2 separate regions of the Homo sapiens genome follow, and region 1 is linked to region 2. Evidence: chromatin loops called from intact Hi-C (ENCODE). Cell type or tissue: PC-9. All regions are shown on one strand. Links, peaks and the distances in the headings refer to the core of each region. The heading gives the core; the rest is flanking DNA.

Region 1 (16,672 bases), core at 3,280-11,279, 52 kb before region 2:
GTGGTGCTTTTAAATTTTCAGCAGTGGACTGACAATGGCACAGTTTACAAAATGCCCCACTTTTCCTTGTCCTCAGGCAAGTGTGCACCTGTCTGTCTGGTGCTCCCTGAGGCCTTCTCTCTCCCTCTCTCTCGCCCCTCACTCTTCACTGTCTTTCCCTCCCCCTGTACGTGTCCCTTTTTCCCTCTCCATTCCTTTTCCCTATTTTTTGTCATATATCTCTACCCTTTACTGGCCATGAAACTAAAATGTCACTGTCATTATTATTATTTGCTTTATTTATTAAATTGAATCCTATGGCACGTGCTGTTTTTTCCCATTAGGTCAACAACCTTCAACAATGAACAATGATGTATATTCATGTCTTCATACATTTCTTTCACACATAGTATACGTGATAGATAGATGATAGGCAGTCAGATTGGTGGATGGGTGAGTGGATGGATGGATAATACAAGTGATGATAGATGGAACATAGATAGATAGATAGATAGGATTGATTAAATAAGATAAGATGACGAGCAGCAGGTGTCCAATCCACCCCTGCAGTGAGGGCAGATATTTAAGGGTCTTGTGGGGGTAACATTGCAAACTGCGAATTGGGAGAATTGCTGAACATGTACATTGCTTATTATCCTCTCACTGGTCATAATTAAGAATTCTACAGGCATGAAAGGATGGGCTCGTGATGGATACTCTGGGGTGGCCTGTAAGTGCCAAGAAGCAGTTTATTGTTGTGTGGGAGCAGCATTTGCTGGGAAAAGGAGGTATATGTCCTGCCAGAAGCCCACGGAATGAAAGAGGCCACTGCCTTTGGTAGGATGTCCCTGAGGCCATGGCCCAGGTTGAATTTGTTCTTTGCCAATTTATATGGTGGTGGGTTATACTCAGGTACAGCAGAAATCAGGAAGGGGCCAGGCGGCCTCTGGGAGACTCGTGGGGCTGTCATGTGGAAGGTGCTTTCTCTTCCGCAGGCTTCTCTGTCATAGGAAGGAAAGCCACTTAACATTTCCTAGTCCATTCATTATCAATTACATGAATTATGTATGACTTTCTGAGGATAATTGTGTTCTTGGATGCCAGAAAAGTTGCTTTCTAAATTACTTATGAAGTAGAACCAGGACAAACATGGTCTAAACACCAAAATACAACTCCCACTTGCAGACACAAACCCAATTCCCATCACCTCAAAGTTGCTAACAAATAATTGATATGAATTTTCAACCTAATTCACATAGGCTTTTGGCATGGAGGTGAAACTGTACAACAAAGTAGGTAGAAGACAGAGTGAGAGAAGACACTTCCTGGAAAAGTTTATTCATCCACTGCTCATGAAACAAATATTTACTGAACTCTTAGCATGTGTCAAGGGCAATGCTAAGTGCTTGATATACATCAGGAACAAAACAAAAAGATATCTGCCCTGGGGGAGCTTATAGTATAGGGGGTGATACAGAGAATGAATGAAACATAATAAATCAATAAACCACAGTGTGGGCTGGGCGCAGTGGCTCACGCCTGAAATAACAGCACTTTGGGAGGCCAAGGCAGGTGGATCACCTGAGGTCAGGAGTTAAAGACCAGCCTCGCCAGCATGGTGAAACCCCATGTTTCTACTAAAAATATAAAAATTAATCAGGCGTGGTGGTGCACATCTGCAGTCCTAGCAACTAGGGAGGCTGAGACAGGAGAATCGCTTGAACCCGGGAGGCGGACCTTACAGGTCATTGTAGGAACTCTTAGTGAATAAGGTCCCGTTGGAGGATTTTGAGTGGAGGAGGGGCCCTAGCTGACCTACACTGTGAAAACATCACCCTGGCCACTGTTTCAGAAGATGCCATAGAGAGGCAAGGAGACCAGGCTGCTGCTATAATCTGGGTGAGAGGTGCGGATGGTTGGAATCATGGAAGTAGTGAGATTCAATTTGGATCCAGTTTGAAAGTAGAGCCTTGCTGATGTGATGGATGTGGCTCGTGATAGCAAGAGAAGCATCAGGGATGATGTCATGGTTTATTCTGAGCCATTGGGAAGACAAACCTGCCTTCCCCTGTGGTCTGAAGGCTGCAGGTGGAGCAGGTCCCGGGGGTCAGGAGTTCGAGCCTGGCCATGCTGAGTTTAAGATGTGCATTAGACACCTGAGTAGGGACCTCCTTCACCATCTGTAAGGAACTGGTAATAGCAATAATCAGTATAATAATCAAGCATAATCATGGCAAAAATCACTGCAATACATAGCTGTCATATTTACAGTTTTAACTTTTTCAAATATAAACTTGGTTACCTGTTTCCCTGAAAGTTTAGGGACATTTTTTTTCTGGTAGGAAGACTACTTGCCAAGAAAATTTCATTTTCTTTATATTTAGAGTCAAGTTAGCAAAAAGCGATAAAATAAAGAGTATGCTCCTTACGAACTTCGCCCGAAAATCCTTTTGCTGGCCACTTATTTTGTTGTTTGGCCCTAAAAGACTGATGACAGGGTAAGAACTGAAACCATTCTGTTTACGGAGTTCCTCAAGTCATGGACAGTCCTGGGAAATGTCAAGTCCTTACTGGATTACCTGAACTGGTTGGAAGGGAGCTGTCCACCAGTGCTTGCTCCTCATGGTTTCTTGCTTTTGCCTTGGTGATGTGGTTGAATTCCCCACTGCCACCCTACACCCAGGCGTACTTCTTGATTTCGAAACACACTCATCACCATACTCTTGAGACCAGTCTTGTTGCAGGCAGTGGCTCACCCTCTAGTCCACATCCCTGACCTCTGCACTCATGGTCCTGAAGCAGAGCTCTGGGATTCTCTTCATCCAAACCCCCAGTGACTTCCCATCCATCCACAGATTCCAAAACTGGTCACTGCATATTTCTATATCAGGCGTAATTCTAGCTACTATGAATTAAAAGCTTCTTATGAAGCTGAGTCTCTGTTAGGAGAAACAAACCAATAAGAAAATCAGCACACAGTGTGTTGATGGCTGATGCGTGGGTGGGAAAGAAGAATAAAGCGGGGTAGGGACTGCCGGGTGGCAGGGAGTTGCCATTTTCTCCGGGGCTGCGGAGGATGTGGCATCTGAGCAGAAGCTGGTAGAAGGGAAGGGCACGGCAGTGGCCCAAGGAGGCAGGCTCTCGAGTTCGAGAGGTACCCGGGCTGTGTGTCTGGAGAAGAGTGAGCCAGGCTGGGTGGGGAGGGGAATCAGGGAGCCAGGGAATGGGGAGGTCAGATGACGAGAGGCTTTAGGTTTCACTTGGAGATGGAAAGTACTGGATTGTTTTTGTTTTGTTTTCATAATATATTCTTTTATTGTGATAAAATACATATAACATAAATTTTACCATCTTAGTCATTATTCAGTGCACCTTCTGTGGCATAGAACATTCACACTGTTGTGCAACCATCACCAAGATCCATCTCCAGAACTTTCTCATCTTCCCAAAATGAAACTTTGTGCTCATGAGACAACTCCCAACTCCTTCCTCCCCACAGCCCCTGGCAACGATGCTTCTACTTTCTGTCTCTATGATTTTGACTTATGTAAGTGGAATCATCCAGTATTCGTCCTTCTGTGACAGGCTCATGTCACTTAGCACAAAGTCCTCAAGCTTTATCAATGTTGTAGCATGTGTCAGAACTGCCTTCCTTTGTAAGGATGAATGATACTCCATTGTGTGTCTAGACTGCATTTCCATTATCCATTCTTCTGCCCATGGACACTTGGATTGTAGCATTGGGTTGCTTGGGGTTTTTTGTTACCAGTTTTTATATATTATCTTTATTATTATTTGTGTATATTTAAAGAGGACAAGTGCAATTTGAATGGAACATGGAGATATTGTGTAGTGGTGAAGTGCAGGTGCAGTTTGGATGGAACACGGAGATACTGTGTAGTGGTGAAGTACAGGTGCAGTTTGGATGGAACACGGAGATATTGTGTAGCGGTGAAATACAGGTGCAGTTTGGATGGAACACGGAGATACTGTGTAGTGGTGAAGTACAGGTGCAGTTTGGATGGAACACGGAGATACTGTGTAGTGGTGAAGTACAGGTGCAGTTTGGATGGAACACGGAGATACTGTGTAGTGGTGAAGTACAGGTGCAGTTTGAGTGGAACATGGAGATTCTGTGTAGTGGTGAAGTACAGGTGCAGTTTGGATGGAACACGGAGATACTATGTAGTGGTGAAGTACAGGTGCAGTTTGGATGGAACACGGAGATACTGTGTAGTGGTGAAGTACAGGAGCAGTTTGAGTGGAACACGGAGATACTGTGTAGTGGTGAAGTACAGGTGAAGTTTGGAACACGGAGATACTGTGTAGTGGTGAAGTACAGGAGCAGTTTGAGTGGAACACGGAGATACTGTGTAGTGGTGAAGTACAGGTGCAGTTTGGATGGAACACGGAGATACTGTGTAGTGGTGAAGTACAGGTGCGGTTTGGATGGAACACGGAGATACTGTGTAGTGGTGAAGTACAGGTGCGGTTTGGATGGAACACGGAGATACTGTGTAGTGGTGAAGTACAGGTGCGGTTTGGATGGAACACGGAGATACTGTGTAGTGGTGAAGTACAGGTGCGGTTTGGATGGAACACGGAGATACTGTGTAGTGGTGAAGTACAGGTGCGGTTTGGATGGAACACGGAGATACTGTGTAGTGGTGAAGTACAGGTGCGGTTTGGATGGAACACGGAGATACTGTGTAGTGGTGAAGTACAGGTGCGGTTTGGATGGAACACGGAGATACTGTGTAGTGGTGAAGTACAGGTGCGGTTTGGATGGAACACGGAGATACTGTGTAGTGGTGAAGTACAGGTGCGGTTTGGATGGAACACGGAGATACTGTGTAGTGGTGAAGTACAGGTGCGGTTTGGATGGAACACGGAGATACTGTGTAGTGGTGAAGTACAGGTGCGGTTTGGATGGAACACGGAGATACTGTGTAGTGGTGAAGTACAGGAGCGGTTTGAGTGGGACACGGAGATACTGTGTAGTGGTGAAGTACAGGTGCAGTTTGAGTGGAACACGGAGATACTGTGTAGTGGTGAAGTACAGGTGCAGTTTGAGTGGAACACGGAGATACTGTGTAGTGGTGAAGTACAGGTGCAGTTTGGGTGGAACACGGAGATACTGTGTAGTGGTGCAGTACAGGTGCAGTTTGGGTGGAACACGGAGATACTGTGTAGTGGTGAAGTACAGGTGCAGTTTGAGTGGAACATGGAGATACTGTGTAGTGGTGAAGTACAGATGCAGTTTGAATGGAACATGGAGATACTGTGTAGTGGTGAAGTACAGGTGCAATTTGAGTGGAACATGGAGATACTGTGTAGTGAAGTACAGGTGCAATTTGAGTGGAACATGGAGATATTGTGTAGTGGTGAAGTACAGGTGCAATTTGAGTGGAACATGGAGATACTGTGTAGTGGTGAAGTACAGGTGCAATTTGAGTGGAACATGGAGATACTGTGTAGTGGTGAAGTACAGGTGCAGTTTGAGTGGAACATGGAGATATTGTGTAGTGGTGAAGTACAGGTGCAATTTGAATGGAACATGGAGATACTGTGTAGTGGTGAGGTACACGTGCAATTTGGATGGAACATGGAGGTATTCTGTACTGGTAAAGTACAGGTGCAGCTTGGGTGGAACATGGAGATATTGTGTAGTGGTGAAGTCTGAGTTTTTAGTATATCCATCACCCAAATAATGTACGTTGTACCCATTAAGTAATTTTTCATCATCTACCCCCCACCAACCCCCTCACCCTTTTGAGTCTCCTGTGTCCATCATTCTACAGTCTATGTCCTGTATACTGATTATTTAGCTCCCACTTGTAAGTGAGAACATGTGGTGTTTGTTTTTCTGTTTCTGAATTGTTTTCCTTAAGATAGTGACCTCCAGTTCCCTCCATGTATCTGCAAAAGACATGATTTCACTTTTTTATGGCCAAAAAGTATTCTATTGCGTGTATATATACCACATCCAGTCATCCATGGGTGAGCACTTTGGTTGATTCCATATCTTTGCAATTGTGAATATCACTGTGATACACATATGAGTGTAGGTATCTTTTTGACATAATGATTTCTTTTCCTTTGGATATATACCTAGTAGTGAGATTGCAGGATAGAATGGTAGTTCTATTTTTGATTATTTGAGGAATCTCCATACTGTTTTCCATAGAAGTTGTGCTAATTTACATTCTTAAGAACAATGTATAAGTGTCCCTTTTCTCTCCATCCTCCCCAGCATGTTATTTTTTTGTCTTTTTAGTAATAGCCATTCTGACTGCTATAAGATGATATCTCACTGTGGTTTTAATTTGCATTTATCTGATGATTAGTTATGTTGAGCATTTTTTCATATGCTTGTTGGCCATTTGTATGTCTTCTTTTTAAAAGTGTCTATTCATGTCATTTGCCCACTTTTTAATGGGATTATTTGGGGGTTTTTGTAGAGTTGAGATTTTTATAAATTCTGGACATAGTCCCCTGTCAGATGCAGAGTTTGCAGATATTTTCACTCATTCTGCAGGTTGTCTGTTCACTCTGCTGATTATTTCTTTTGCTGTGCAGCAGCTTTTTAGTTTAATTAAGTCCCATTTGTCTATTTGTGTTTTCGTTGCATTTGCTGTTGAGGTCTTAGTCATGAATTCTTTGCCTAGACCAATGTCCAGAAGAGTTTTCCCTAGGTTTCCTTTTAGTATTTTTATAGTTTCAAGTCTTACAATTAAGCCTGTAATCCATCTTCAGTCGATTTTTGTATATAGTGAGAGATAGGTTACCCCTCTCAGGAACAGTGAGTATTAGAGGAAAAAGAATTCGAAGGAAGAAAGAAACTGTGTGCCCAGCATTGCGGCCCATTAACTGTCCTTCCACTTTGATATTCACATAGACGTCCTCCTGTTGAGGGAGGCTGGTGAAAGGGAAGCAGGGCTGAAGAATACCAAGGGCCTTCTCAATATTGTGAAGTACTCTTTTTTTTTTTTTTTTAACTTTTATCTTAAGTTCAGGGATAATTTGTTACACAGAAATGATTTGTTCTCATCATTTAGCTCACACTTATAGGTGAGAACATGTGTTATTTGGTATTCTGTTCTTGTGTTAGTTTGCTAAAAATAACCTGCAGCTCGAGCTCCTGACCTCAAGTGATCCGCCCGCCTCGGCCTCCCACAGTGCTGGTATTACAGGCGTGAGTCATCACAACTGGCCTGGCCAACATGGTGAAACCCCGTCTCTACTAAAAATACAAAAATTAGCCGGGCATGGTGGCGCACGCCTGTAGTTCCAGCTACTGGGGAGGCTGAGGCAGGAGAATTGCTTAAACCTGGGAGGCAGAGGTTGCAGTGAGTGGAGATTGTGCCAATACACTCCAGCCTGGGTGATAGAGCGAGACTCTGTCTCAAAAAAAAAAAAGAAAGAAAGAAAAGAACAACCTCCAGCTCTACATCCTCGCAAAGGACATGGTCTCATTCTTTTTACAGCTGCATAGTAATCATTGGATTGTTTTGAGCCCACCTGTAATGCGATTTGACTTATGGTTTCAACGATTCACTGGCTGCTGAGTGGAATGGACTGTGGTGAGAAGGGTGGGAACAGACCAGATAGGAGGCTGTGGCCATAACTGCGTGGACTAGATGATGATGGCTTCAGTCAGGAATTTAGCAGTGCGAGAATCAGAATCTGGATAGATTCTCAAGGTACAGCCAAGAGTATTTCCTTAAAGATCACAGGGATGTCTCCAAGGAGTTTGGCCTAAGCCGGGCCGTGGGGGGAAACCGCAGGTGGAGCAGGTTTGGGGAGGAAGATTAAGAGTTCTGTTTGGCACTTGCTGAGTTGTAGTTGCCTGTTGAATTCAAGCAGTGATGTCAGGCAGGCAATTGGATGTGCAAGTCCAGAATTCAGAGGAGAGGCCTAAGCTGGAGATGTCCATTTGGAGTCACTAGTATATTCATGGTGTGCATGCCACAAAGTGGAGATCGCCAAGGCAGTGAGCTTACATAGAGAGGGGGGCCCAGCACCAACCCTGGATCCCTCTAGGATTAGGAGGCTGTGGGAAGAGAGGGAGCCAGCAGTGAACCCTGAGCAAAAGTGGCCATGATGTCTTGAAGGCCAAGACAGTGTTTCACGGGGAGGGTGTAGTCAGCCCTGTCAGGTGCTAATGATGAGCCAGGTCAGATGAGGACCAAGGTCCCCTGAAAGCAGCCTGAATGTCATTGGTGACCCTCATCACACAGGAGAAACCACACTTCCTTGTCCAGCCCAGCCTTCTTTTTTTTTTTTTTTTAAAGACTTTGTTTGTCCCTACTCTACCCTCACAGGTCTTCTTACCCATTCCAGGACCATGATAAATATTTGCTGAGTGAATCGGTGAATGACAGGCCTTACTTTGGTTGAGTCACTCTGCAGGGAGTGGAAGGAATCGCCACTCTCCCCAGACTCTACTCTCCTCCAATCACTCACCCTGCACTCCAAGCTCCAAAGCAAAAGAGCGCCTCTGCCCGTTTTACTGCTGTCCCTCTTCCCTCACAGTGTGGCCCAGGAAGCTCAGAAAGTGGCTGTGGCTGGAGCAGAAGGCCAGGAAGAGGTACTAAGCCAGGCTTTGGGGCTTTCTTATTTGATTATTTGGAATTGTCAGGAATTCCAAGAATGTTGGGACTATCTCTGTGCGAATTTAAATCTGAAACGCATTAGAAAGTTAGATAAGTGTTACCCTCATGTAACATCTGCCATGCTACCCACCTGGATAGGATAAATAGTAGAGTTTTTAATGAAGTTATTAAATGTTCAGAGAGGAATTAATCATGTTGAGTGACTAATTCCAACTAGAAACTCTTGTAATATATATAGATCCAGATGTTTCTCTTGGGAAAGAAAGGAGTCCCATTCCCAGGCATGTATCCAAACGGAATGAAAACATACATCAAGACTAAAACTTGCACACGAATGTTTATAGCAGCATTACTCAATAATAGCCAAAAAGTAGAAACAGCCTAAATGTTCATCAAATGACAGATGGATCAACAAATGTGTCCGATCCATGTAATGGAATGCCGTTCGGCAATAACAAGGACTGAAGTGCTGACACATGCCATATCAGAGATGACCCTTAGAAACATCATGCTAAGTCAGAGAAGCCAGTCACAAAAGGCCACATATTGTGTGACTCCATTTATAGGAAACGTCCAGCATAGGCAAATTTGTAGAGACAGAAAGGAGGGACCAGGCATGGTGGCTCGTGCCTATAAATCCCAGCACTTTGGGAGGCCAAGGCGGGCAGATCACCTGAGGTCAGGGGTTCAAGACCAGCCTGGCCAACATGGCAAAACCCTGTCTCTACCTAAAAAACAAAAATTAGCTAGGTGTTGTGGCATGCACCTGCAATTCCAGCTGCTAAGGAGTCTGAGGCAGGAGAATCACTTAAACCTGGGAAGCGGAAGTTGCAGTGAGCTGAGATCGTGCCACTGCCCTCCAGCCTGGGCGACAGAGCGAGACTCTATCTCAAAAAAAAAAAGGAAGAAAGCAGGAGGCTGGGGGAGGAGAAATGAGGAGTGTCTGCTAATGGGTCATGCAGAATTGCTTTTCTTGGTGATAAAAATGTTCCAAAATTGATGGTGGTGATGAAGGCACAACTCTACAAATATTCTAGAGAGACCATTGAATTCTACACTTAAGATTGTTGAATTGTATGGTATATAAATTATATCTCAATAAAGCTGTGACATGAAAAAATAGAAAGAGGCTGAGGTGGGTGGATCACTTGAGGCCAGGAGTTGGATACCAGCCTGGCCAACATGGCAAAACCCCGTCTCTACTAAAACTACAAAAATTAGCAAGGCATGGTGGCATACATCTGTAATCCCAGCTACTTGAGAGGCTGAGACATGAAACTCACTGGGCCCCACAAGGCAAAGGTTGCAGTGAACCAAGATCAAGCCACTGCACTCCAGTCTGGGCAACAGAGTAAGATTCTGTCTCAAAAAAGACAAACAGACAAAAAATAGAAAGAGGGAAAATGTAAAACTTGAAATATTTGAGTCCAAGAACTGGAAGAAGTATTTAAGATTATCTAGTGCAAACCACAAGTATAGAATTACAAGGTGTTTGAATTTCTTTGGACAATATTCTTTCCCTTTTATGTCAGTTATTTGTTGACAGACTTACAGCTACTGCAGAATTACAGAGGGGCTCAGTGGCTGCCTTTGAAATCTTTCCTTTTGTATGTATGTGGAAATTGTAATCCCCTCATACCTTTAAGCTAGTGCAGGTGTTGAGCTTCCTGTAGCCACTGAGGTTCCCCAGAGCTAGGGGCTGCACCTTCTCAGAACAAAAGCTCAATAGAACAAAAACCCTTGGCTGGGCAGGGCGGCTCACGCCTATAATGTCAGCACTTTGGGAGGCCGAGACAGATGCATTGCTTGAGCTCAGGAGTTGTCAGAACCAGGCTGGACAACATAGCGAGAACCTGTCTCTACTAAAAATACAAAAAAATAGCCAGGCGTGGTGGTGTGCGCCTGTGGTCCCAGCTACTCAGGAGGCTGAGGTGGGAGGATCTCTTGAGCCCAAAGGGGCGGAGGTTGCAGTAAGCCGAGATCGCATCACTGCGCTCCAGCCTGAGTGACAGAGTGAGATCCTGTCTCAAAAAAACCCTTGTTGGTTCCCAATTAGGACACTATCAGCTAATTTTATGGTGTTGGGTGCAAGTACATCTGCCCATTGATAACACAGAGATCACAGGCCTGCACATTGCCTGGCAGGTGTGAGCTGTTGGTCCCAGTGGGGCTGAATATGGCTGGACCAGTCCCAGCTCGTCACCTGGAAAACTCAGCCCGGAGCCTGCAGGGAGGGGCTGTCCAGTGGTGGGTCACTAGCATCCCCTTACCCCACAGAGGATTGAGGCTTGGTTTACAGCATGCAGCCCCTCAGGTACATTTCAGAGCTGCATCTCACGTTGTTTATGGCAGTATTCTGCTACCCCTTTTCTTCCCTGTGGCATATTTTTCCTAGTCATCTGTTGCCCTTCTGTTCCATCCACGCTGGCTATAAGTGCATTGGCCTGGACAAGTCACATTTTCTTGGGCCGTTCCTGAAGGGTCTGAAGGCTGAGAGCAAATCCAGGAATCTGTGGGTGTGGTTGAAGCTCAGTTCTGAATGCAGTGCCCTTGGGCCGCCCCCCACACCCCGCCGTGCTTATGATCTGAGCACAGCCCCTCCTGCAGCTCAGAACCTGTGCCCCCTTCTCTCTTCTGCACCAGGACTTAATGTGGTGCTCTCCACATGCAGGTGTTCTGTAGATGTTTCTAGAATTTCCTTTACTTACCATGTGTTGCTCCCCTGCCCCACCATTGAAATCCGGGCCTTGCCACATTTCCCAAAAGCCACAACGCCACATTCCTGGGTGCCTTCCTTGCACCCAAAGCCGCCAAAGGAGCCTCCTGGACCGTCCCACGGCCCCAGCGCAGCCCTCCCCACGGCTGATCGCCACACTCTTGACTGCCCCACGGCTGTGCTTGTCCTCCCTGACACCACATCCCCGCACCCCCACTCGCTTCTCCTTTGTCTTTCCAGCCTCTTTCACCATGTCCTCCTGCCCCTTGCCCCTCACAGACTCTCCTCCTTTCTGCCCCACCCACCTTCCCCTGTGAGCTGTGAACTGGTCAGTCCTGGCCTTAGCACCAGCCTCTGCCCAGGAATACTGGATTATCCCTTGGACCAGGCGAGGAAACTGTTAAAACTGTTAACTGTCAGCAGTCGGAGCTAAGAACCCACCCACCCCAGCCGGGATTCGAACCCCAGCACTCAGATACCAAAATCTATGCTCAAATTGCCATAAACATTATTTCATGCCTTCTCATTAGAAACGGTGTGTTTTACACTAAAATTTGCCAACAGAAAAATATATTTAATTCTATAGTCACTGTCAGCAAGAATATAGCAAGCCCACCTTTACAGATATTTGCTTTAAATTTAACCTTGTTCCCCCAAAAAAGGAATCTCCTTTCTCCATTTTGCTTCTCAACAGGTAAAACAGAAAGGATACGGAGTGACTAAAAAGACCAAGAATAAGAGTAATACCCTAAAATGTTACATAATTCAAGCTTGATGTTCCAAGGAGAATTTTTGTCAGATAACTTAGAGGCTTGTCTGGAAGCAAAGACTAAAGTCGTGATTCTTTGAATCTTTTTTCCCTGATGAAAATACCTAATTATTTTATTTCTGTTCCCACACAAATAAGTTTCTCTTGTGAGTCTCTTTGGCATGCTGCAAGTGCACAGCTTTCTTAGAGAATTAGGATTTTACAGAGAGAATCTTAGGTCTATGAGTGGGAGTATTGTGAAAAGTCAAAAGCTAAAAAATTAATTTTGTGGGAAAAAAAATACTTGAGGAAAATTCTATGTTCCATCACTGGAGACTCGATTTATTTAATTCTGTACTGTGGGAACTGATTAGTAAAAGTTTATACTTTCCACAGTTGTTTTGTGAGATTATAATTTGGAAATAAAAGATAGCATCCCTAGACAAATCTTCAAGTATCTTTGAAAAAATGAGTAAAAGCAGTAGAAATCCTGCAACTGGCCCTGGGGGGCTATGAAGGTCCCTTGGCTTCATCTTCCTGTACTTGGGAACCTGCAGGGAATTCCGTTTCTGCCCCAGGCCTCAAGGATCTTGAGAGAATTAATATGTGAAATTAGCAAGCTTGCAGGACACAGGAACAAATACAGAGATCAATTGTATTTCTGGGCACTAGAAATGAAAAAAATCTGAAAAATGAAATTTATAAAACATGAACATTAAAAATGACATTCAGGCTGGGCACGGTGGCTCACGCCTGTAATCCCAGCACTTTGGGAGGCCAAGGTGGGTGGATCACCTGAGGTCAGGAGTTCAAGACCAGCCCAGCCAACATGGTGAAACCCTGTCTCTACTAAAAATACAAAAATTAGCTGGGTGTGGTGGCGCATGCCTGTAATCCCAGCTACTCGGGAGGCTGAGGCAAGAGAATCACTTGAACCTGGGAGGCGGAGGTGTAGTGAGCCGAGCTCGCACCACTGCACTCCAGCCTGGGTGACAGAGTGAGACTCCGTCTCAAAAAAAAAAATTAAGAAATAAATAACATCCAAAAAAGTTTACTTGGAAAAAAATTTAACAGCAGATGTAAAAAATCTATATGCTGAAAACTACAAAACATTATTGAGATAATTTAAATAAGATGTAAGTAGGCCAGGTGTGGTGGCTCATACCTGTAATCCCAGCACTTTGGGAGGCCAAGGCAGGCAGATCACGAGGTCAGGAGTTCGAGACCAGCCTGGCCAACATGCTGAAACCCCATCTCTATTAACGATACAACAAATTAGTCGAGCATGGTGGCACACACCTGTAATCCCAGCTACTCAGGAGGCTGAGGCAGGAGAATTGGTGGAACCCGGGAGGTGGAGGTTGCAGTGAGCCGAGATCGCTCTATTGCACTCCAGCTCTGGCGACAGGGTGAGACTCCATCTTAAAAAAAAGAAAAAAAGACATAAGTAGAGAAATAACATGTTCAATTATGTTCATGGATTACACAACCATTAACTGCCATTAAGGTGGCAGTTCTTCTCAAGTGACCCATAGATTCAATGTAATCCCAATCAAAATACCAACAGGCTTTTTTATAAAAATTGACAAGCTAATGCTAAAATTTATGCAAAAATTCAAAAGACTTAGAGGCTTGTCTGGAAGCAAAGACTAAAGTCGTGATTCTTCGAATCTTTTTTCCCTGATAAAAATACCTAATTATTTTATTAGAATAGCCGAAACAATGTTAGAAAAGGAGAACAAAGTTGGAGAAGTTAGAACTGCCTAATTTGAAGACTTACTAGAAAGCCACAATAATCAAGACAGTATAGTGCTAGCATGAGGAGAGAGCTAGAGATCAGTGGAACAGAATTGAGAATTCAGAAATAGATCCACCTTCATATGGTCCATTTTAAGAGAGATGTCAAGCGCAGTGGCATGTGCCTGTGGTCCCAGCTACTCAGGAGGCTGACATGGGAGGGTGGCTTGAGCCCAGGAGGTCGAGGCTGCAGTGAGCTGTGATTGCACCACTGCACTCCAGCCTGGGGAACAGAGCAAGACCCTGTGTCTAAAACAAATTTAAAAATTAAAAAAAAATTTTAACAGAGAGCCAGAGATACTAAGGATTCAAGGAGAAAGGATAGTCTTTTCTCTAAATGTTCAGGAGAAGCTGGATATCCCTATGGAAAAAAAGTGAATATTGACCCTTTCCTTACACCATACCCAAAAACTAATTTGCATGGATCATAGGCCTAAATGTAAGAGCTGAAAACTATAAACTTTAAGAAAAAAAATGGAAGAAATATTTTTTACTAAGTGGTAGGCAAATATTTCTTTGATAGAACACAAAAAAAGGATAAACTCTAAAAGAAAAAAATGGATTAATTGGACATCAGAATTTAAAACTTTGTTCATCAGGCACAGAAAAACACTGGGCCGGGCACGGTGGCTCATGCCTGGAATCCCAACACTTTGGGAGGCTGAGGTGGGTGGATCATCTGAGAACAGGAGTTCGAGACCAGTCTGACCAACGTGGTGAAACCCCGTCTCTATCAAAAATACAAAAAATATTAGCCAGGCATTGTGGCAGGTGCCTGTAATCCCAGCTACTTGGGAGGCTGAGGCAGGGGAATTGCTTGAACCTGGGAGACAGATGTTGCAGTGACCAGAGATCATTCCATTGCACTCCAGCCTGGGCGACAGAGCAAGACTCTGTCTCAGAAAAGAAAAGAAAAAGAAAAAAAATGAAAAACAAAACACCATATGGTCTCATCATATATGGAGTCTTAAAAAGTTGCTCTTGGCCAGGTGCCACTAGTGGCTCACACCTGTAATCCCAGCACTTTGGAAGGCCAAAGCAGGTGGATCACTTGAGGTCAGGAGTTGGGGACCAGCCTGACCAACATGGCGAAACGCTGTCTATACTAAAAATACAAAATTAACTGGGCATGGGGTGGCACATGCCTGTAATACCAGCTACTTGGGAGGCTAAGGCAGGAGAATCACTTGAATTCGGGAAACAGAGGTTTCAGTGAACCGAGATCACGCCACTGCACTCCATCCTGGGCAATAAGAGTGAAACTCCATCTCAAAAAAAAAAAAAAAAAGTTGATTTCATAGAAGTAGAGAGTAGAAGTGGTTACCAGAGGTTGGAGAGGGGAAAGTAGAGGAGAGGGAATTGGAAGAAGCTGATCAATGGGTACAGAGTTACAGTTAGACATGAAGAATAAGTTTGGGCATTCTATTACACAGTAGAGTGACTATAGCAAATAATAATGTAGTGTATATTTCAAGTTAGCCAGAAGAGCAGACTTGGAATATTATCACCCCAGAGAAATGATAAATATTTAAAGTGATAGATATAGTAGTTACCCAGATTTGATCATTATACTATGTATATACTCATTGAAGCACCACATTATACCCCATAAATATGAAGTTATTATGTGTCAATTATGTATTAGTCCATTCTCTATATATTTCTTTATAGTCACTGCTATAAAGAAATAGCTGAGACTGTGTAATTTATGAAGAAAAGAGGTTTAATTGACTCATAGTTCTGCAGGCTGTACAGGAAGCAAAGCGGCTTCTGCTTCTGGGGAGGCCTCAGGAAACTTAGAATCATGGCAGAAGGCAAAGGAGAAGCAGACATGTCTTACCTGGCCACAGCAGGAGAAAGAGAGAAGCGGGGAGATGCTACACACTTTTAAACAAGCAGCTCTCACGAGCACTAAGTCACCGAGGGGGAAGTCTGCCTCCATGATCCAGTCACCTCCCACCAGGCCCCACCTCCAACATTGGGGATTACAATTCAACATGAGATTTAGGCTAAGATACAGTTCCAAACCATAGCAGATTATATATTTTTAAATGTTTTAAATAAAAAAATAAACTTTGCTCATCAAAAAATACTTAAGAAAAATAAAATGCGAATTTGGGAAAAAATATTTGCAAAACCTATAGCTGATAAAGGATTTTAATCCAGATTATTTGTTGTAATCTCTTACTTTTATTTTTAAAAAACTCAATAATAAGAAAACAATTGTTGAGCCAACAGTTTCATAAAAGATAGCCAACGTAATTCATCATTAGGGAAATGCAAATTAAAACCACAACGAGATACCACTACATGCCCACTAGAATAATTAAAATTAAGAAAATGAAGCCAAGCACTGGTGAGGATGTGCAATACTAGAACCCCTAAACATTGCCCTTGACAATGCAAAATGGTGCAACCACCATGGAAAACAATTTGACAATTTTTAAAACTTAAACGTTCACTTACCATAAAACCCTGCAATTCCCATCCTGCCCAAAAGAAATAAAAATAAATGTCCATACTAAGACTTTTACACAAATAGTCCTAGTAGCACTATTCACAATAGTCAAAAACTGGAAATAACCCAAGTGCCCACCAGCTGGTGAATGGATAAATAAAACATGATATATCCATAAAATGGAATAGAACTCAGCAATTTTTTTATTTTTTATTTATTTAATTTTTTTGAGACCGAGTCTTGCTCTGTCACCCAGGCTGGAGTGCAGTAGCACAATCTCAGCTCACTGCAGCCTCTGCCTCCCGGGTTCAAGCGATTCTCCTGCCTCAGCCTCCTAAGTAGCTGGGACTACAGGCGCC
Region 2 (13,493 bases), core at 2,708-10,707:
GCATAATACTCTCTTACTGCTTACATTCTATAAATTTTTCACGTGATAATTGTCTTTGCGTAACTGGGAAAAATGCCGAATAACTTCCTTTATTATCTGGAAAAATTAAATTTGTTCATTTATATTTTCTACTTACTAAATTGAGTTTTTAAAAAGACTTAGTGTGACATTTGACAGTGTCTTTCAAACGAACTTCTCTAACAAGTTTATAGTTATTTTCCTGTTTCAACACTATTAGAAGTCTTATAAATTATGCTAATTAGCATGGCAGTCATGTTACACACTCTTAACATTGCCAAAGAACTGTTGATTTCGTTTGAGAAAACCCTAGGACTGTGTGTGTGTAGGTTTTGTTTTGATTTTAACAACCAAAAATAGAAATAAAATTAGAACTGCGTTTTAAGTTCTAATTTGCATTTATTAATTTGTCCAAAAGCAAGAACTCTTGGAAATCCTTGAAAATATAAGCTGGAATGTTTTACTTAGCCATGCAAGTCATTTATGTATACATCCAGCCAGCTGGAAATCTGAGAAGTAAAGAGGTAGGACTGGAAGGAAGGAGAAAGCTTGAGTCTTTAAGGCTAGAGCCCAGCTGTGCTGCCTGCCATCTTCTCAGGAATGGCAGTGCGTATTTTCTGGCTGAAAAGTAAAGCATGTATCCACCGCTTTCTCATAGCCTCGAAACATGGAGAAAAGCAACTTGCTTTTGCCTTGGCAAGCATGCTAACCTAAGTTAATTCAAGTTTTTTTTAACTTACCCTTTCCTTCACTGGAAGATTTTTCCATAAGAGAATTCCATTGTTTCAGAAAATAATTATAGGGGCCCTTCCAAGTTCTTTGAAAGATTCATAACCAACTATTCACTATTATAACATGTTTCCCAGTGTAAATGAGTAAGGAAAAAAAAAGTGTAACAGGTGCGTGCAGATGAGGAGTGACCCTCATATTTAAGTTATTTTATATTTGACTGGACATTGTTCAGAAGTGTGCTTTAAGGGACACTTGTTAGTTGTCTGCCCAGCATCTCTCAAGAATATCCCTCCTGTCCTCCACATGGTTGTGCAGGGCCATGTGTGAAGACAGCATGAGTCTTAACCCCTCTTTTATTTTATTTTTGAGACAGAGTCTCGCTCTGTTGCCCAGGCTGGAGTGCTGTGGCGCGATCTCTGCTCACTGCAACCTCCACCTCCCGGGTTCAAGTGATTCTCCTGCCTCAGCCTGCCGAGTAGCTGGAATTACAGGTGTGCACCACCATGCCCAGCTAGTTTTTTTGTATTTTTAGTAGAGACAGGGTTTCACTATGTTGGCCAGGCTGGTCTTGAACTCCTGACCTCAGGTGATCCGCCCACCTCAGCCTCCCAAAGTGCTGGGATTACAGGCATGAGCCACTGCACCTGGCCTTAACCCCTCTTTAGATTGGAAAAAATAATTACAACTTTAAAAATAGCTTAGTGTTGAACCCTTTGGTAAACTAAAGACCCTTTTATAATGCACATATTCCCAACAAAATTAATATATTTTGTGAGATTAAACAATGCTTGTATATGCTTGAACTTTCTTAAAATATGTCCATGTCATACTATTATGAATGTACATTTTTATGAGTCATAAATATTATTTTCAAAAGCACTACAGGCCCATGAATTACTTCCTCACTTTTGCAGTTGATTACTGAAATGTAAATCACAAGAATTTGTCAATTAAATCATTTTAAACTGCATGTTATTGGATGTGAGTGTGCATCCTGTTTTAAAAAACACTTAAGAAAAAAGAATTGCGGGGCACAGTGGCTCACGCCTGTAATCCCAGCACTTTGGGAGGCTGAGGTGGGCAGATCACCTGAGGTCAGGAGTTTGAGACTAGCCTGACCAACATGGAGAAACCCCGCCTCTACTAAAAATATGAAATTAGCTGGGCGTGGTGCTGCACACCTGTAATCTCAGCTACTCAGGAGGCTGAGGCAGGAGAATTGCTTGAACCTGGGAGGCGGAGGTTGAGGTGAGCCAAGATTGCGCCATTGCACTCTAGCCTGCGCAACAAGGATGAAACTCAGTCTCAAAAAAAGGAAAAAAAAAAATTCTGAGGTAGATTTGGGTCAGAAAGCATGATATTTTTCCAAATTCACCCTCAGTCTTAGCACTTAAATTTTTGTTTGGTTAGTATGGCTTTTTCTTGCATATTTCTAGGATCCCTGGCTTATTTTTGTTGTTGCTGTTTTGAGACGGAGTCTCACTGTCGCCCAGGCTGAAGTGCCACCACGATCTCGGCTCACTGCTGCCTCCACCTCCCAGGTTCTAGCGATCCTCCTGCCTCAGCCCCCTGAGTAGCTGGGACTACAGATGCGCACCAACACACCTGGCTAATTTTTGTTTTTGTTGTTGTTGTTGTTGTTTTAGTAGAGTCGGGGTTTCACCATGTTGGCCAGGCTTGTCTCGGACTCCTGACCCTCAAGTGATCCGCCTGCCTCGGCCTCCCAAAGTGCTGGGATTACAGGCGTGAGCCACCGCGCCCGGTCCCCTGGCTTCTTCACTGTAATTGTTTCTTCATAACTACAAGATTTTTTTTCACATTGAAACTTCCCTACACCAAAGATGGATATAATTTACAAAAGTATCCAACTGAAACACATCAGGGAACTAGTTAACTAGTTAATCTTCCATTTAACTACTAGTTATATTTCTTCCTTTCATTTTTCCGCCTTCAAGTGCACAATTTCTAACATGGATTTAGGATTGAAAGAAAAAAGGTAGACTGGATTAATTCACAAAATACTTTCCTCTACTTTTAGTTTATTTCAGTTCAGGAACCCAGATGATACTGTGTGTGCTGCTGGGGAATTTTCTTACTAAAGCTGTTTCTTGCTGAAGGAATGCCAATGTATCTAGATGCCTTTTAAATACAGGCAGACCATGAGGTTTGGACACTGTGTGCCCGCCCTGCTGTCTTTGATTTGGAAAAGACTGCTGGGCCAGGTGCAGTGGCTCACGCCTGTAATCCCAACACTTTGGGAGGCCGAGGCAGGCAGATCATCTGAGGTTGGAAGTTCGAGACCAGCCTGACCAACATGAAGAAACCCCGTCTCTACTAAAAATACAAAATTAGCCGGGCATGGTGGCACATGCCTGTAATCCCAGCTACTTGGGAGGCTGAGGCAGGAGAATTGCTTAAACCCGGGAGGTGGAGGTTGCGGTGAGCCGAGATCGCGCCATTGCACTCCAGCCTGGGCAACAAGAGCGAAACTCCATCTCAAAAAAAAAAAAGTGCTGAAAATAAGCACCAGTCTGATAAGAGAACCTTATTAACTGAGCATAGTATCAGCATCAGCTGGCCAAGCACACTATAAAGCAGAAGGGAGGGACTTCCTCTGCAAAAACACAACATCCTCTTGGCAATTCTGTAGCCAAAGTCCAAAGCTCAAGATCTTTATAGCAAAAAGCTGCAAGCCAGTGGACACTAAGGAAACTGATGAGCAGACCCCTGTTTTTGTTTTTGTGTTGAATCAACTGACTGGAATTAGCAAAATGCTGTCTGGTTTACCTAGGTTTGTTTTTCTACATTAGATTGCAAATTCCATAGGGAGCCCGGGCCAGGCAATGTCTGTCATAGTGTCAGTCTCTGGGCCTGGTGTGGTGCCTCCCACAGTGGGCTCCTTGCACTGCATAGCAAACGTGTGCCTGGCCTGGGTGGTCACTCCTGATAGTGCCTCGAGCTTTCTGATGACAGCAGACAGGCAGGTAAAGCAGGCACCCTAAGCGCACAGAGTCCCAAGTATGGACACTCAAGAGCTGTGTCCTCTTCCTTCACAGCATTTGTCCACAATGAAATGTTTGCCTCTGTTCTTCAGGGTTTGTACATCCTCTCCCTGCTGAGAAATGCCAGGACAAACAATTCAGCAGTGTTTACTCAAAATGACAATACAGGTGGGGCGTGGTGGCTCACACCTGTAATCCCAGCACTTTGGGAGGCCGAGGTGGGCAGATCACCTGAGGTCAGGAGTTCGAGACCAGCCTGGCCAACAGGGTGAAACCCCGTCTCTACTAAAAATGCAAAAAAATAATTAGCCAGGCATGATGGTGCACACCTGTAATCCCAGCTACTTCGGGAGGCTGAGACAGGAGACTCCCTTGAACCCAGGAGGGGGAAGTTGCTGTGAGCCATGATTGTGCCACTGCACTCCAGCCTGGGTGACAGAGTGAGACTGTCTCAAAAAAATAAAAATAAATAGTTTTTTAAATTTAAAAACGTTTTAAATGACAATCCAGGGAAAGATTTAGTCCAAAACATGCATGCCATGTGGGGCTTCTTTCTAGAGATGAGAACATGCTTCTGCCCTTAAATGATATTCAGTACAGATAGGTAGATAAAACATACAAAGAAAAAGAAAAATGGACAAGGCGTACCCAGATGTTAAAAAAAAAAATCAAGAACACTTAAGATCAGGACTGTTTACACAGTTTATGTTATTTTATACCTCAACCTTTAAAAAGGATTAAATCACAGTATAAGGCAGCATGCCATGCTCACCAAATTGTGAAACAGTAAGTGCCGGAGGAAAGGGATATTGTGCTGTGTCATGGCAGTTAGAAGTGGCTTCCCAGAGCCAGCAGGGTTTAATCTCAGGTTTCAAAGGGGGAAAAAAAGCAGGAATGACACAGGATCTGAGAGGCCAAAAACTACAGGGAGTTTTGACTGGAGTGGAGGGTTCACGTGATGTTAAAAGAGACTGAAGGGGAGACTGGACAGACTGCAAAGGGCTGGAGGCCACATTAAAAGTGTGGACTTTACCCCATGGGAAGGAGGAAGCGCAGGAGTCATGAGAAATGATGGTTCAGGCAGAGATTAGAGCATAAAGCAGGGAGGTGGGGAAAGCCAAGAGGAACACGCTCTTGGATGACGAGTCACCATGAATCACTGATCACCTGGGACATGGTTCAGCTGCACATGCTGACGCAGTGGGTCTGCCAGTGACGCCGATATGCTGCGAGTCTGGGAACCCCTTTTAAGGAGCAGGGAATCTTAACTCTGGCTGTGCATTACAACTGCCTGGTACTTTGTCACCACGTGAGTAATGTTTTTCTCCACCAGTACGAACTCCTGGGCTCCAGTGATCCTGCTGCCTCAGCCTCCTGAGTATCTGGGATCCATCTATATTTTTATGTCTTGTAGATAAATATCATGAGTCAAATTTCATTAACATTGGGAAAAGTTTTTTACTTGCCTTGACAGATTTCCAATTGCTATATGTTTTCACACACAAAAAATTTTAAATACATGGAAATTCAGTTGGTACTTTTTTTCTCAGATCCAGTAGTTTGATTACAAAGGCATTTAACAGAATAGTTTTCATCTTTTCATGACTCTCCTTGTTCCTCTTCATGATCAATTCCATGGCCATAAGAATTCTTTGACGCCAACAACAGATGGGATATAAACAGTGCATTGTTACTTTTGCTAATATCAAACAGAAGGGGGATCTAAATGAAAATGAAAACATTTCTGCAAACATGAGTGTCCTCAGCTGTCACAGGAAATAATGAAAAAAAAATCAGAGTAAATTTCTTTTTAACTACTTCCTTATAGTGTCTACAATGCAAGTGATTTTTTACAATGCTAATTTGGTATAGTTTTGCACCTCTGCATCTAATAGTTGGAGTGAATAGTCTGCAAGGGATTTTTAGATCTGCTTAATTCTTCTGGTCAGCATGCAGTGGCATATTTAAGGAGGCAATGTTATAACCCTTTAAAATGTAATCATATGCAAAATTCTATGTATGATTTGGGAGACCCCTTTAAAATTCTCTCTATGTATGTAATCACAGAAGCCCCAATTTGAAAAAGTACTCCTGCAACATGCTTGGAAATATGCCAGTTGAAACAAGGATCAAGGCAGAAGGCTGGCAGAAATCTACCACTCTATTATTTATTCCTTAGAAAGTCTTTCAAAGAATTGGGGGCATATTCACATTTTGGGGTGAATATTCACATTTTATTTTCATTGCACAAACTTGAAATGCATGAACTCGGTACCATTCAGCATCAGCAACAAATCAGAAGCAGCTCTTGGAAATGTTCAATGAGACCTCCCACGTCTCACTTAGATCTCTGAGAATCAGAGCTGGAAGGACTCTGAATATCCATTTTGGAGGTTGGCGACAGGAGAAGACCCACCAGCCTCATCACTGTCAGCATCTCAAAGTCACTGGTCTTTCATAGTGCACAGGAAGATGCACTCACACGTCCTCTCATCACATCTCTCTAGCACTCCAGAGGCATTTTTTGGTTAACCATACTTCATTCTTTCTACTTAGACTAGTTATTATCATCTGAATACATTCACCACCTACCTCCAACCTATGTGCATCCCATTTTAAATAGGTTACTTCCTAAACTCTAACTATAGCCACAGGCTTCATATTTAATTTTCAGTTCCTTCCAGCTCTTTTCATCAGAGCGAATTCATTTCTGTATCCTTTGCTCTGGACCCTGTCAAAAGTTGCGACCATTTCTGATTACAACTGTTGTAGCCTGTGAGGGAAGCAGCCTTCTCACCCAGAAACCCATCTGACTGTCCAGCCCCAGTTCAGAGCTCCCGTCCCACCCCGGCAGAAACTTCTCCTACCTTCTCATGGATTCCAAGGTCTTTTTGCTCCTTTGTTGCTGGATGGTCAGGAACTCAGTGTGTCCTTCCACCACGCTCTTCACCCCACCACATTCCAGGCCAGCAACCACCATGCCAAAACTGCATTGTACTTTCCAAACCAGGCCTCAGGCAATGGCAGGGAATTCCTGCCTCCAGGCTCCCAAGTCTCTCCAGCTCCCAGAGGGTCCCTTCCCTTTGTTCCTTCCCCTCTGGAGCCAGCTCCACACCCTTGGCCAACTCACCAACCTTCTGGTGCGCAGTAGCACCTCCCAGAGCTTGCAGCACCTATTCCAAAGACACCACTGGCTGATCAGGGTCCCTTTGGCCTCTCAATAGCCCTGTCACCTGGGCCATACCTCTGCAGAGCCAGGAGCAGTTGACATTCTTTTTTTTTTTTTTGAGACGGAGTCTCACTCTATCGCCCAGGCTGGAGTGCAGTGGTGTGATCTCGGCTCACTACAACCTCTGCCTCCCGGGTTCAAGCGATTCTCCTGCCTCAGCCTCCCAAGTAGCTGGGATTACAGGCATGCGTGCCACCACACCTGGCTAATTTTTGTAGTTTTCGTAGAGACAGGGTTTCACAATGTTGGCTAGGTTGGTCTCAAACTCCTGACCTCAGGCGATCCACCCACCTCCACCTCCCAAAGTGCTGGGATTAAAGGCGTGCACCACTGCACCTGGCTAACATTCTTTAATGACTGCACACCAGACAATGCAGTCACAGACACCACTCCCATAGCCTGTTTCCCTTGGCTTCCAGGGAAATGACTCATTCATGACAGTTGAGGTCACAGTTGCCCCCACTGTTTCCTATCGCTATGAAAGGCCATCCCAAACACCAGCAGATCCACTCCTGCCCCTTTGTGTATTCTGCTTCTGGGTTACTTGCCCTGGGGGTGCCAAACCCAAGTTCATGGGTGAAGGCTGCCAAAATGTCATCCCATGGCCATGCCTCAGTTTTGGCCACTAGGGACTGTCTCTAGCTTTCCAAAAGGAAGGAGTTAAGATGTCCAAGGAAATTATGTAGTCTTACTGTCTTTGGCCAAGTGGTTCCTAAAATGGACCCCTTTTGACCTCTGTAGGGAAGGAAAAAGAACTTCCCTCTTTCCCATTAGGTTCTGTAGCTGAGTGAACTAACAAAGACGGATTAACAGGAGGAAAGCATACACATTTTATTTAATATTTTTACATGCACACGGGAACTTTCATAAGAAAAATGAAGACCCAAAGAAGCTGTTAGGACCGAGAGCTAATATACCCTTTTAACAAAAGATGATAAATTTATGGAGAAGTGACACAGGAGAAAGGTTCAAGTTTCTAGGGGCAGTCATTGTGGGGCAGTGACTAATGAAAGACAAGGGTTATTTTGGTGGGTTTGTACAGATCAGTTTCAGGGTGGACTCCGAACCCCTGGTGATAAGAACATTCTCCTCTTCCTGGTACAGGGCAGGCACGTTTCTTAGGGAAGATTTCATGACCTGCTTTTTGGGACAGAGCGGGAGGTCAGCCAGCCAGCCAGCCTTGCAGCTGAGGCTTCTCAAGTGCCTTCAGCTACAATTAGTCAACATGCTGAAGGGCTCATTGTGGGGTGGCGTTTTGTGTTCTGAACCGTTTCGTCTCCCTCTTGCCCACACTGAGGTTCACAGGCGCCTGCAGAGGAGCTGGTGTGGGAGGATGGGGAGATTGGGAGGCAACATCGCCTCCTCTGCATGAAATGCTCATGGGCACATGTCTGCTGCCTCTACCTACCAAAGGACAGAACCAGCCAACTGGCATGGCAGGCAGGGAGCCAGCGCAGCCTCCAGGCCGTCCATCCTCTCTCCTCAGTACCAGGGCCTCCCGTCAACGCCAGCACCAACAGAGAGCCTGGGCCCCCCCGACCCCTCCCTCCTGCTGGCTCTCCTTCTTCCTTCTAGGGTCCCTGCTGCCCCTCTGTCTCCAGAATTGTCCCCTGCTTGCCATTTAACCCATTCCCAGTGCTTGTTGGTCCCCGAGGGACCCAGCCTCTCAGCCCTCAATGGTCACCTGTCCCAGCCGCGGAAGGAGAAGGGGACAGAGGACACTGGTTCATTCCACCATATTTACTGGGGCCAGGCCTGCACTAGGTGCTGGGGACTCCCAGGTGGACAAGACAGAGACCTGCCCTGAGGGCCTAACATGTTAGTGGAGAAGATAAATAACAACAGATCAACCAAGAGTCAGTGGGAAACGTGCAGCCTGGATAGATGCCTTGGTAAAGCCAGGCTGGCACAGAGAGGGCGGGGGAGGCCTGTGCAGGGGCCGTGGTCACTCAGGAGAGGGAGCTCGGCGGCCTCCCAGCTCCCTCTCGGAAGGGTCATCACCCAAGAGCGGCGCACAGCCTTCCTTGGCTCCCATCCTGCCTTGTGTGGGACACAGTGGGCGCCAGGCAGATCTGACACCAACAGGCGTCGCCAGGTTTGCCAGCACACACACTCAAATATGCACACTCACGTTCTCGCTCTCGCACACTTTCCGCACATACTCTCACACTCACCCTTACACTTTTACACATTTACTCTTGCACACCACATACTCGCTCTCCACACTCAGTCGCTCTTACACATATTCACGCAGTCATACACACACACACACACACACACACACAACATCTGGATTTGATTAGGAAACTAAAGGGACATCTGTCACCTTCCATGTTTTGTTTACATTGCAACACATTCTTGTACTCGCTTAGCCTTGGACGGGAGGCTCCATGCTCTCTCCCAGTTTCTGAGTAGCTCCCACCCCCAGCGCTGTGGCAGTGGAGAAGAGAGGGGAGAGAAGGCAACATTAAAAAAAAGAAAAAAAAAGAATGCAGTTCTCCCTCCCTGGGTCAAGAATGTTGCATTATCTAGACAGATACAAATTCAGGAAACAAAGTAAGAACTCACTTCAGCTTCTTGGCCTGCCCCCATCCTTGCTGTACTTGGGTGATGTCCCATTAATTTCTCCCCAACCCCAGGGGAAAGTGGGCAGAGAACAGGCCTCAACCCTTGCTGGCTTTCTTTGCAGCTTCCTGGAAAGAATCGACAGCGTCAGCTTGGTTGACTACACACCCACAGACCAGGTATGTGGAATTAGGGTCCCCCACCACACACCAGAAACTTTGAGATTCATTTCCAATATGATTTAATGATTATTTCAGAATGAATTAAGGAAAAATCCTTAAGATACCTACTTTTTGCAAATTGTTTGTACTGCCCTGTGTGTGTGCGTGGATTGGTCATCAAACCTTGTGCCTTGCTCCCCTGACTCTAGCACTTAGTGATTATCAAAATTGCCAGCATGCAAATGAGTTTATCTGCAGATAAGGAATATGCCGTTCCTTTTCCTCCTGGAGCTGTCCTCAGGAAAGCGAAGTCTTTACTTCCTGGCTTCATAAACTATGCCCATTCTGTTTGTGGCCCTGGGCCTGGGGGGTCCCATATCACAGTGAACTTTCCAGGTGTGACCCAGAGCATCCCCTTTGGGTTGAGTCAAAAAAAAAGCACTCCACCATTTTTTTTTTTTTTTTGAAATGGAGTCTTGCTCTGTCGCCCAGACTGGAGTGCTATGTTGCAATCTCTGCTCACTGCAACCTCTGCCTCCCAAGTTCAAGCGATTCTCCTGCCTCAGCCTTCCAAGTAGCTGGGATTACAGGTGCTTGCCACCTCGCCCAGCTAATTTTTGTATTTTTAGTGGAGACAGGGTTTTGCCATGTTGGCCAGACTGGTCTCAAACTCCTGACCTCAAGTGATACACCTGCCTTGGCCTCCCAAAATGCTGGGATTACAGGCGTGAGCCACCGTGCCCAGCCCACTCCACCAATTCTTAAATAGCAGAGAGGGAATCTTTGTGCCCCTTCGACCCTCGGGCAGCTGCAGAGACTTGGAGAGCCCCCGGATTGCTCAATTCAGGAGACTTCAGGTGCTTCTAGAGCCAGTGAACCCCAAGGAAGTTAGAGGGATGTCTCTGTTCAAACCACACTCTCCAAACTTCCCCCAGAGTCTGTATTCCCTGCAAGGCCTTGGCCCTGGGCCCCCAAGGTGGGAGGTCTGAGGCCTGAGCTTCTCTCTCTCCCATGAAGTTTATCCTCTCTAAGGCTGATCCTGAGAGTTTGAAATTATCTGACAAAGCAATGGAGGCTTCCTCGTCTTGAGTCAGTCCCTCAACTAACTTACCTGTCCTAAACAGTTCTCGTTATACTAAAATGGGAGGACCACCTCCCATGTTCCAGAATTATTACAGAATGGCTGCTTCCTTAAAATCACATGGATTTGGGGGTCAGGAAAAAAAAAAACTCTGACATCTGCCAAATGTACCAGGGATGCCAGCTTTGTGAGGCTGCGTGGCTTTCTCGTCCCCTCGGGGTACCACATCTTTTATCTTGGAGGAAACAGAAATGTGCAGGGAAGAGAGAATAAATGAAATCAACTAGCATCCAGTTCATAAGGCTGAAGACTTGTGAGTGCAGAGTTACACTTCCTTTGGTTTCTCACCCAAGCCATCGTGAGTTTCACCCAAGCCAACAGAGCACCAGCAGGGATGTCCCTCTGGAATGCTGATGCCCTGACTGTGGTTGTCAGGTATATGTTAGTAAGATTCTTGCAGACATGATTTTAAGTCTTAAAACAAAAGCACAGTTATCAGGTCTCTTGGGGCCAAACCAACACATTAACTGTGGCTTTCTCTGGAGGATAAAACAGAGAACATTCGTCTGAGTTCTTTTTTTTTTTTTTTTTTTGAGACGGAGTCTCACTCGTCACCCAGGCTGGAATGCAATGGCGCGATCTCAGCTCCCTGCAACTTCTGCCTCTTGGGTTCAAGCGATTCTCCTGCCTCAGCTTCCCAAGTAGCTGGGATTACAGCTGCCTGTGACCACACCTGGCTAATTTGGTTTTTTTGTATTTTTAGTAGAGATAGGGTTTCACCGTGTTGGCCAGGCTGGTCTCAACTCCTGACCTCAGGTGATCTGCCCACCTCAGCCTCCCAAAGTGCTGGGATTACAGGCGTGAGTCACCATGCTCGGCCAATGTTGGTTCTTAATTGTTGTTTCCTTTACAGTGGAACAAATTATTTGAAAAATATTGATGAGGTATAGTTATACCCGGGCTTTACCTTGAAGAAGAACAGTAATGTAACTCAGCTTGTTTCCCTCTTCTTGTTCCCAGGACCTCCTCAGATGCAGAGTTCTGACATCTGGGATTTTTGAGACACGATTCCAAGTGGACAAAGTAAACTTCCAGTGAGTATGTTGTTAAGAGCTGCATGGCCCAGGGCCACATGATGTCCCAGAGCCGAAGGGCTGTGAGGTTTAAGGGGGCTTCATTCCTGAATGTGCATGGCAGCCCTTTCAGGTAAGAGCAGCTGGGGTGAAATTTGAACTCTAGCAAGAGTTGAAGTGTTGATTTTACTGCCTACTTTAAAGTAGAAATGAGGACACCTGAAAGGAAGGCAGTGTTTGCATCTGAGTTGTTGATTTGATTGGCCCTTTTTTTTAGATCAGGAGACTCATGAAATTTTGATCTTTCAGATGCACAGTCACAGGTTGAGAACTGAAATGAGCAGTTTATGTGTGTCTCCAGCCCATCTCTTGGGTTGCCCAACTGCAAACTCAGCCAAATGAGCTTACTTTCTTCATTTTGCTCCCTCATGATAAGACATTAATTCTCCCTCCACAAAGCTCTTTTCCATCCTCATAGCTATCACCCTAGTCCTGCTCCATCACTTCCCCCGCCCCTAGACTCTCTCGGCACAGCCCTGGCTTGTCTCCTGTCCCCTGGCTTACCCATTTCAGTCGCCCTTCTCAGTGCCACGAAATGAATCTTCCTACGGCACGGCCTGGATCGTGCTGTTCCTCTGCTGAAGAAGGTTCGGGGCTCACTACTGCTTGTGCACCGTATGACCCAAGCCCTCTGCCTATGACCAGCCCCGTCCCCAGGCCTGCTTTGTCCCCTGCCACCTGCCTCACCAGGCTGGGCTGTTGTCAGGACCCTTCCAGTTCTCCCAGCTTTTCCTGCCGTAGCGCTTCTGTTCATCTTGTCCTCTGAGCCTCAGATGCCACCTGTGCTAAGCAAACCCCACAAATCTATCAAAGCTTCCTTCAGGCCAGGCATAGTGATTCACGCCTGTAATCTCAGCACTTTGGGAGGCAAAGGCAGTAGGATTGCTTGAGACCGGGTGTTCAAGACCAGCCTGGGCAACATAGCAAGACCCTGTCTCTACCAAAAAAAAAAAAAAAAAATTAGCCAAGCTTGATGGCATACACCTGTGGTCCTAGCTACTCAGGAGGCTGAGGTGGGAGGATCTCTTAAGCCCAGGAATTCAAGGCTGCAGTGGGCCATGATTAGGCCATTTCACTCCAGCCTGGGTGACAGAGTAAGACCCTGTCTCTAAAAAAAAAAAAAAAAAAAAAGCATCCAAGCATCCCTCAAATCTCAGCCCATGGTGACCCCTTAGAATTCCCATTGCATATCTACTATGCAGCCATTGATGGTATACTGCCCTTTACCTTGCCCAGTCACCCTCAGCATGTCTGACTCGACTCTAAGGGACCTCAAGGGTGAGGTCCCTTAAAGCAAGAGTTTCATGATCTCCAGTGTGTTCTGAGACTCCTGCAGTGCCCAGCGCCCTCCTCAGTGCACAGGTGACAGACACCTACTTCCAGATTTCCCAAGAACCCTTCACATGGCCACTGTCAGGCTGGATAAAAGCCAGCTACATCTCTCTGCTGGGAGGCGCACAGTGCAGTATGGAGTTGGCGTGACTTGTGGTTTTGCCCACATCATAACCAAGTCCCTGGCATAGTGGAATTACTAACAATGAAGCTGTATCTCACATCTGTGATTTTGTTTGA

Evidence for each region. Hi-C counts contacts between places; a loop is a spot of excess contacts. Peaks named below come from ENCODE experiments on the same cell type or tissue, not always from the same donor. Only the 100,000 strongest peaks of a DNase experiment are listed, where the experiment ranks them.
Region 1: it touches region 2 in a loop (3-fold over the local background); 7 of 110 quality-filtered maps call a loop at or near these places.

Annotation. Positions count from the first base shown.
Region 1 is chr18:11,799,773-11,816,444 of GRCh38, forward strand. All of the region lies in intron 4 of GNAL (G protein subunit alpha L), which reads left to right. Among named protein-coding and RNA genes, the nearest start is that of CHMP1B, 43 kb to the right of the region's middle. In PC-9, for the core only: no CTCF peak of the experiment used is centred there; DNase peaks (open chromatin) are centred at 7,159, 7,659 and 8,279; H3K27ac peaks cover 2,275 bases.
Region 2 is chr18:11,852,725-11,866,217 of GRCh38, forward strand. It overlaps GNAL (G protein subunit alpha L), which reads left to right. Exons shown (of 12, transcript NM_182978.4): 6 at 9,671-9,725; 7 at 11,809-11,882. It overlaps LOC124904251 (a long non-coding RNA gene), which reads right to left and starts at 7,787. Exons shown (of 2, transcript XR_007066297.1): 1 at 6,620-7,787; 2 at 4,437-5,402. CHMP1B (charged multivesicular body protein 1B) reads left to right here. Exons shown (of 1, transcript NM_020412.5): 1 at 1-1,720. RefSeq lists enhancers at 4,139-5,338, 4,346-4,903, 8,621-9,527. In PC-9, for the core only: CTCF peaks have their summits at 7,636 and 7,835; DNase peaks (open chromatin) are centred at 3,887, 4,927, 6,757 and 7,397; H3K4me3 peaks cover 2,585 bases; H3K27ac peaks cover 5,480 bases.